Linked DNA regions of Homo sapiens: region 2 is linked to region 1. Evidence: chromatin contacts called from ENCODE Hi-C or POLR2A ChIA-PET data. All regions are on one chromosome and are shown on one strand. The core of a region is the stretch at or near the end of the contact, and the rest is flanking DNA. Distances in the headings are between cores, read along the strand shown. Region 1 overlaps LOC124902196 (a long non-coding RNA gene). Region 2 has its middle 29 kb from the start of LINC02872.

What was found. Hi-C counts contacts between places; a loop is a spot of excess contacts on that map. ChIA-PET counts read pairs that join two places held with the same protein, here RNA polymerase II (POLR2A). Pooled maps may share reads with other maps.
Region 2: a map of aorta shows a loop between it and region 1 (2.2-fold over the local background). The contact joins two enhancer-like sites. A Hi-C loop is called at or near these places in 3 of 168 maps with a recorded cell type or tissue (aorta, astrocyte of the cerebellum and mammary epithelial cell), 1 of 37 single-sample maps with no recorded cell type and 2 of 50 pooled maps. POLR2A ChIA-PET finds 5 or more read pairs at or near these places in 1 of 52 experiments (BJ).

What each region holds. Positions count from the first base shown.
Region 1 is chr9:87,061,487-87,065,965 of GRCh38, forward strand. All of the region lies in intron 1 of LOC124902196 (a long non-coding RNA gene), which reads left to right. Among named protein-coding and RNA genes, the nearest start is that of LINC02893, 22 kb to the left of the region's middle. Within about 2 kb of position 2,590, at least 6 of the 41 ENCODE cell types and tissues checked have a DNase peak (open chromatin) inside an H3K27ac peak, as active enhancers do.
Region 2 is chr9:87,116,948-87,121,426 of GRCh38, forward strand. No RefSeq gene overlaps it. Among named protein-coding and RNA genes, the nearest start is that of LINC02872, 29 kb to the right of the region's middle. Within about 2 kb of position 2,509, at least 6 of the 41 ENCODE cell types and tissues checked have a DNase peak (open chromatin) inside an H3K27ac peak, as active enhancers do.

The DNA of each region.
Region 1 (4,479 bases), core at 1,340-3,839:
AACCATGTTTGAAGACTGCATAAAGGGGTCTTCTACTCAACCTAATCTTAGACTTGGGATTTTCATGATGCTTCCCTTTCACCTTCTCCTTTAAAATCTTTTTATCAATACCTTGTCTCGTTTTCACATATAATATTCTTTACACATGCCCAGCTATTTCTTTATTTTCTTTTTTAAAAAGAGTAAATGCAAATAATAATCTTCTGTTTTAAAACCTTCTCGGTTTTTGAGCCTATCTATCTGGAATTATAGAAATACCCTGTCAGTTTGGTTTCCAAGCCTCCTGCAGAGTGAGACAGGGTCTCACCCTGTCCCAGGCTGGAGTGTAGTGGTGTGATCACGCTTCCCTGCAGCCTCTACCTCCCAGGCTCAAGTGATCCTCCCACCTCAGAATCCTAAGTAGCTGGGACTATGGGTGCATGCCAGCAAGCCTGGCTAGTTTTTCCTTATTTTTTGTAGAGACGGGGTTTTCTGTGGACCTCTCTGGGCATTCTGGTTGCAGTACATTTAGTAAAATGCAGCACAGAACGATGTGTGAAATGCACCTGCTGATGTTGGATGCTACACATGCACTGCTAAGAGTGTATAGCTGTTCCTTTGGAATGCAGAGATTGGGAACCTGAGGCACACGGAACACAGGAATCATAAATGTTGCTCAGAGAAGAATTCTGTGGCATGGGCACTTCAGAAGGAGCTAGTTTAGGGGTGGATGGGAGGGCACGGAATCCAGGTAACCAGGATGTGAAGAGGAATTGGTCAGAAACAACAGATATTTGAGAACAGAAGTGGATAATGGGAGTGAGGGGCGATAGTAGTGACAAATGGCCGTGGAAGGGCCACTGGCAACAAAACTTGCCTACTTCATAATTTTCTCTTGGTCTCAAGTCAATGTTATAATTAATAAGAATTTCAAGACTCAGCTCAAAGTTTAGAGACTCGAGAGAGATGGTTTGGGCTGGGTGCAATGGCTCATGCCTGTAATCCCAGCACTTTGGGAGGCCGAAGTGGGCAGATCACGAGGTCAGGAGATCGAGACCATCCTGGCTAACACGGTGAAACCCCGTCTCTACTAAAAATACAAAAAATTAACCAGGCGTGGTGGCGGGCGCCTGTAGTCCCAGCTACTCGGGAGGCGGAGGCAGGAGAATGGCATGAACTCGGGAGGCGAAGCTTGCAGTGAGCCGAGATTGCACCATTTGCACTCCAGCCTGGGAGACAGAGTGAGACTCCGTCTCACAAAATAAATAAATAAATAAATAAATAAATAAAATTTTTAAAAAAGAGAGAGATGGTTTGGAGGCAAGCATGAGTTTTGGAAATGAATTTTGAGTTCTGCATTGCTGGCTATGTAACATGGGTACAGTTATCCAGCTTTCTTCAGCTCCCATTCCATCATGCAGAAAATAGGGATAGAAATTCCTTAGACATGGGATCACTGCAACAATTAAATATGGTGATAGCTATAAAACTTTTAACAAAGTGCCTGGCCCATGGAAAGCACTAAATAGTTAACCAACCCTATTATTGTTACCATTGTTATTATATCTAGGCAATGATTAAAGTTGTGAGTTTAAGAGAATCCCATTTCTAACTGGTCAAGTACAGTCTGTTCTCCTGCAGTGTGTTGTTTGTGTAATGTGAAGAAGTTCACAAACAAATGGTAAATAGGGAAATGCCATCAGTGTCATAGGAAAATCATGTTAGCTCATGCACAAATTTTCCTGGAAAAGAGGAGACAGAAAGGTAAAAGTAGGATTATAATCTTCGTAGGAAAGGAAAAAATCTCTTAACTTGGCTGCTGCTATCATAGAAGGAGCCCTTTAAGCTATGTTTTTAAAAAAATGAGAAACAAGTTTTTACAGTCAGGCTTTCCTCCTTCCACCCCATGTCAAGATTTGGGCTCCCAACTCTGTGCTGCTCTGGTCTCAGGGCAAGTTGGCAACTTAAGAGTAACCACTTCCGTCCAGACTGGACTCAGCTTTTGCAGCTCTGAGCCAATCCAAGTATTGCGGCTGTCTTCACCCTGGCAGTTTTATTCACTTTTAGTGTCTGTCACCAGGAATGTTCATGATATCTTCCCCAGGTTCCAATCATTGCTTTCCTTGGTGCTCTAGATGAAAAAATGCATGGACACTGAACACTTTGCCTCTTCCCCTTCCTCATCTTTTTTTTTTTTCATAAACTTCGTTATATTTGGTGCAAAAGTTTACAAAATGTGGAGTTTTGGGGGGAATGAATATGTTGCTTTATTTCAAAAATACCTTAAGTGCCATAGGACCTAACGGGAGATCCACTGAGGAATTACTTATCAAACTCTCCTGCAAAATAATTCAAGCCTGAAACTACAGGCTCCAGGTGAAGATCTCCCCTCCATGTAACTCAGTTAATGTCAATGATTGTGGAGGAAAGTCAGGAAGAGTGGAAAGAGATTTTAGAGAAACAACAGCAAGAAATGAGAGGAAAATATGGAAAGTGCTTCTGAGATTATCTTTCTAAAATATAGCCATAAATCATGAAAACATTTTATTCTGTTTTGCAATAGCACACCCACAGACATTCTTTCCAGTTGACTTTTTGATTTGAGGGCTTGTGGGTCATTCACAAAGTACAGCGTGTGTGTGTGTGTGTGTTTGTGTGTGTGTGTTTCCATTATAACCTTGGTTCAACTAAAAATGAAGTGGGATTAGAGTCAACAATCTCTTTGAGTAGTCTGAGAGGCTGGAGCAGGAGCATTGTGATTTAGTGGTTAGAGCTTCTATTAAAGGAACCCTGACAAGGTCATTGTCCTCAAGAATATAGAAGTTTCAGTGAAGACAAAATTTAGGGCTTTCTGTGGCCTTTGATATTTCTATTTTGTTATGTTTTTGTTTTTAATCCAAAGGATATTCAGGATTTACAGTTACTATCATCAGGAACCTCCAACAGATTACCTTTTAAAGCATTAGCAAAGGAGTTAATGTGTGGGCAAGCTCCTATCTCAGGGTGTCAACCTTGCTACTCCCCTCTGCCTGGAATCTGCTGTACTTGAGTATCACACGGTGTATGGGCGAGGCACTCACTGATCACCTTTCCCCAGGCACTCCCTGTCCTCTTTCTTGATTTACTTTTCTGTAGAACGCTCTTACCAGTTAATGCATTCCATATTAATTTTTTTGTTTATGGCTAGCAATTGATCCAGAAAAACTGTTTATAAATTTCGAGGTTATCCAAATTTAAAAGCACCAATTTCCTATTTGTTTTTTTGCTAGGTGAGAAAACACTTTTTACCAGGAGAAAGAGAGAGACAAAGAGAAAAAAGTGGAGAGACAGAAAAATATAGAGACACAAAGAAATAAAGAAACATAATTGGAGAAAATACATTTTTGTAAGCCTTGTTCAGATCCTTCTAAATTACATACCAGAGGCCACCCTAGGCCCAAGATTAAATCATGAATATTCTTAGAAGGTAGGCTGAAAACATATCCTCAAAAGCCACTTTTTGCTTCACAGGTATTGAAAAGGTAACACTTTTTCCCACTCTTGAAGGCACTTTAAATTATAATTAAACCAAAGAGTTTAACATGGATGCTGCACAGTAGTCACTGCACTGGAAAATATACAGCCTATGTGATTTTAGAGCAGGTTTGTAGAACAGAAATAGTACACAATTTTCACAGATCAGCCACAGACAATTTAGGTTAAAAAAATTGCTCAAAAGAGTTGCACTTGAAAACATACTCATAAAAAGGAATGAACTTCGGATACACGCAACACGCATGAATTTCAAATGCATTATTCTAGGTGAAAAAGTCACACTCAAAAGTTTACCTACTGTGTGGTCCTATTGATATGACATCTGGACTAGGAAAAACCATCAGGACAGAAAACAGATTAGTAATTATCAAGGCCTGGGGTCTAAGGAAGGGATGGGTACAAGGGAGCATGAGGGAACCTGTGAACTTGTCCAAACTCATAGAACCATACACTAACAAGAGTGAATCTTACTGTATGTATATCTGCATAAACCTGACTTTAAACAAACTAAATAGCAAACAATAACGATGACAATAAAATGTATGCCCAATAGAAGAACCCAGTAAGAGTGGCTGTCTCTTAGATGGTGAACAGGAAGACTTGGCACAAGGGTGCCATTTTGGAACTTCTTGGATTTTATGCCATCCATATATTCTTCTCACTCAAAAATGTGAAAGTAACAAAAATTGTGTGTGTGTATACACGATACTCTACTGATTCTAAATGCAAGCTTTTTCATATTTTAATATCTCTAAACTCAGAGTGCATCTGAGTACCATGTCACAGGTTTTTAATTTCTTAGCGGTACACACAACACTGATGTGTTTTAGATTTTTTTTAAAAAATAGCCTATTTTCCAGGATTGCCTGCTAGTTCTCTGTTAGACAGTGGAGTTGTCAAAACTAACAAGGTAGCTAAAAAGAGCGCCCGAAGCAATTCAACTCACAGTGTCCCTTAGGCAGATAC
Region 2 (4,479 bases), core at 1,259-3,758, 55 kb after region 1:
TACTATTTAACTTTGTTTACCAAAATTACCAAATTATCAAACTTATTTTACCATGAAACACAGTTGAAAAACAGCTCTTCAAATCTGGGTGTGTAAGAAACACACCTTGGCAAATGCAAATCTAGAGCTTGCTATACCCACATTGAGGATTTAGGGCGTTTCTGAGAGTTTATTTACATGCGTGCTTGTGGTGGGTTGAATGATGATTCTCAGAAAGGTATTTCCATATCCTAATGCCTAGAACCTGTGAAGGTGACCTTACCTGGAAAAAGGATCTTTGCTGATGTTTTTAAGTTAAGGATCTTAAGAAGAGAAAATCATCTTGGGATAACTGCGGTAAGCCCTAGTTCCAAGGACAAGTGTCATTATCAGAGAAAGAGGAGGCGATGACACAGGGTACAGAGAGAAAGGCCATGTAACCACACGGGCCTTGGATTGGATTGATGCAGCCACAAGCCAAGGAGTGGCTGGAACCTCCAACAGCGGCAAGGGGCAAGGAAATTTTCTTCCCTAGAGCCCTTGGAAGGTGTACATCCTGGCTGATATCCTGATTTTGGACTTCGAGCATTTCCAGTTGCGAGAAAATAAATTTCTGTTGTTTTAAGTCACTCAGTTTATGATACTTTCTTACGGTAGCCACAGGAAACCAACACAGGTGCCTTGTGCCCAGTGGAAGAGACATTTAGAAGGGAACTGCCTTGTCACTCAGACGACTGAATTTGGAGTTGTTCAAGTCCCAGAGTGCTCTCTTTAGGGGCTTGTTTTTGTGCACACAGATTCTGAACACAAGGTCTATTTCAGGGCAGGGCAGAGTTGAGGAGAGGAGGCAGCTAAGAGGGATCCAGCACCTGGGAGACTCAGCTCTGCCTTGCCCAGCACCTGAGCACAGTGCACATCAGTCCATGGCCCTGGATCTGGGGTTTCCTCATTTGTGAAAGGTACTGTGTCATTACTAGCTTCCCCTCCAGCTCCAAAGTTCTGGGATCAGCTACAAGAATCCTTAAACAACAAGTTCTTCCCATGTGTTTTATTTTATTTTATTTTATTTTATTTTATTTTATTTTATTTTATTTTATTTTATTTTATTATTTGAGACGGAGTCTCACTCTGTCACCCAGGCTGGAGTGCAATGGCGCAATCTCAGCTCACTGCAACCACTACCTCATGGTTCAAGCAATTCTCCTGCCTCAGCCTGCAGAGCAGCTGGGATAACAGGCATGCACCCCCATGCCGGGTTTTTTTGGTGTTTTTTGTTTTTTTTTTTTTTTGTATTTTTAGTAGAGATGGGGTCTCACCATGTTGGCCAGGCTGGTCTCCAACTCCTGACCTCAAGTAATCCACCCGCCACAGCCTCCCAAAGTACTGGTATTACAGGTGTGAGCCACTGCGCCTGGCATGGGTATGGGAGGGAGGGGAAAAAAAACGAGTGTCCTCTTGAATTATCAGGGATGTGATTAATACATGAAAGTTGATTCAAACTAAGGCTCATCCAATATTAATGCCCAGACAATGCCAGCTCCTCTTATTTTCCACTTTGATTGAGTTAAATTTGGAATGACTATGGGGGCTACAAGTGCTTTTAAAAATTGGGGTAACAGTGGCTGAGTTGTCCTCAGTATAACTAGACCCTGCCATTAATTCCCTTCTAACACTTCACTTCTATTAGCTATTTATGAAGAAACACATGAGCAGCAGCCTCTATTGCAAACCCTTTTATAAATATAGATTTTCTGAACTTTCTGCAAAGATGTGACTTCTGTTATCTCACTTTTCTTGATGAGGTGTTTGAGGTGCCAGGAACCCATGGGGAGATGGGACAGATAAAACTCTAATGCAAAGACTCACTTACCATTAGTCTTCTTTTGGAAATACAGATGTCCCATTTTAGTGTTGCTTTTAAAACCTGTGACTGGCCAGGCACGGTGAATCATTCCTGTAATCAATCCCAGCACTTTGGGAGGCAGAAGTGGGAGGATCACTTGAGCCCAGGAGTTCAAGACCAGCCTGGGCAACATGGAAAAACCCCATCTCTACAAAAAATACAAAAATTAGCCTGGTGTGGTGGCACATGCCTGTAGTCCCAGATACTTGGGAGGCTGAGGTGGGAGGATCCACTTGAACCTGGGAGGTCGAGGTTCCAGGGATCGTACCACTGCATTCCAGCCTGGGCAATAGAGGAAGACTCTGTCTCAAATAAATAAACAAATATGAATAAAAATAAAACCTTTGACCTATGACTATTTTAGAAAAGTCAAATTAATTTTTTATAAGTTGAACTGTATTTACTTGAGCTGTTTACAATTTACAGGTAGCAAAGAGTAAACCAGCAGGTAGTTATTTGTGGATGAGAATCAGTCTCCTTGGGGGCCCCTGCCCCTGTCTTAGAGCGGGGTGCACCTGCGTGCCCACCTATCCTTTCTCTCTATTGCGAAGCTGTGCAGTGTTGGCCCTTCCTGCTCTGCCAACCTGCTGGCAGCCCTGTACAGGGTTTTGCAGGACAGCCTCCAGGCTATAGTAAGCAGCAGAGATTCTTGATAATGGGCCAGATGGAAAACACAGTGACAGCTTTGGATTCCTTCCAGGGCCTAGAAAGGCAGCACTACAGATACAATCACTTCTCCATAGGGACTTTAGAAAAGAAAAAAAGTTACTAACATCTCTAAAATCTTTCCACAGAGTCAGAAGTAAACAGACTTAGCAAGGAGCATATATTTCATGAGGACATCTTCACAGGGCATTCGCAGGATGTCAGAATCATGGCCTTGGTGGAATGAAGGAAACGCAGGACAGGAAACAAGGAGGCCTGAAGTGCAGCCCTGGCCGGCCCCTCCACGCTCTGGGCAGCACCGCAAGCAGACCCCTCGCCACACGGAGCCCTCACTCTTCCTCTGTAGAAGGAGGGGAGGAGACCAGATTCTCGGGGTTACTGTGAGGACACATGCGATGGAAGGAAATGTAGTTTGTCAAGATGGCATCTGTCATACATATGCAAAATGTCATTAGGGGCCGGGTGTAGTGGCTCATGCCTGTAATCCCAGCACTTTGGGAGGCTAAGGCGGGTGGATCACCTGAGGTCAGGAGTTTGAGACCAGCCTGGCCAACATGGTGAAACCCCATCTCTACTAAAAATACAAAAATTAGCCGGGCTTGGTGGCATGCACCTATAATCCCAGCTACTCGGGAGGCTGAGGCAGGAGAATCACTTGAACCTGGGGGTGGAGGTTGCAGTGAGCCGAGATCATGCCACTTCACTCCAGCTTGGGCAAAAGAGCAAGACTCTGTCTTAAAAAAAGAAATTGTCATTAGGGAAGATCCCAGAGAGCACTTCCCTGAGAGGGGCATGAGTTGTTCTTGGATGATTCTCTATGAAGAAGCAGGAGGGCACCCTACATGTCCAAATTTCCTTTTTCGAGAAAACAGGGTAGTATTGAGATTCTTTACCTTATGAGGTAGCCAAACACTTACATGTACTGTGGCCAACGTGAGTATGCAGTGACTACAGATTGTTCTCAGAATAATTTGTGATTAAGGGACCTGTGGTGATCTCATGGGGTTACATCCAAGAGTTAGAGAGCTCCGCTTGGGTGACAGAACAAAAGAAGGGTAAAACCTGAAGACTCCCACTCATCAGAAGGTTACGAATCTACAGCTGCCATCACTCTCCTCCCTCCCCTTTGTTCTTGGAAAAATATGTCATCAAGTGGAGCAAGAAAGCTGAACAATTTTTCCCACAGAAATTATGCATAATTATGGGTCTGTGTTCCTGGTCAAGAACTTGGCATTAAATGGACTATTGATATGCTGCAAACAGAAAGACAGCACGACCGCACGTCACTACATTTCTTTAAACTAAGAATATTATGTTCTGGATGGTAAACAGTTCCAGCCAGAAGGAATCTGAAAGGTGGCCAAGGCCAACATCTCACTTCAGAAAAACAAACTGAGGTCCAAAGTATCTCCTCTGGTCACATGGCTAGGTCACCCAGGGGCTCCTGATTCGATATTTTTTCATACCCTGCTCTTCCTTTGTGAAAAAAAGATCAGTATGAAGACCGTGCTATCCCCTCAACTATTCAAAAGGGTGAATAGGTGAGGAAAACGCAACTCAGGGGGTTTTAAAAACTTGCTTGAAGTTGCATGGCTCTGAACCATCTAAAATTAATTGGTATTTATTATGGCCACTAGAGTAACCACTGACTAATGTAGTCTGAAGCTAGGCACTTAATCTCAAGCCTTGATACTCAGCAGAGTGGGCTGTGGATCAGCCATGTCAGTGTCCCCCAGGATCTTGGTAGAAATCCAGACTCTCAGGCCCCATCCCAGACCTCATGCATCAGAATCTGCATTTCAACATTCCTTCCAGAAGCATTGTTTTTTTTTTAATTACTATCTATAAAAGAGGCCAGGAAATGGGATGTTCTAGACCTTCCCTTAAAATTCTCTGAATTATTCCCTCGCCTTCTCTAACCCTCCATAACC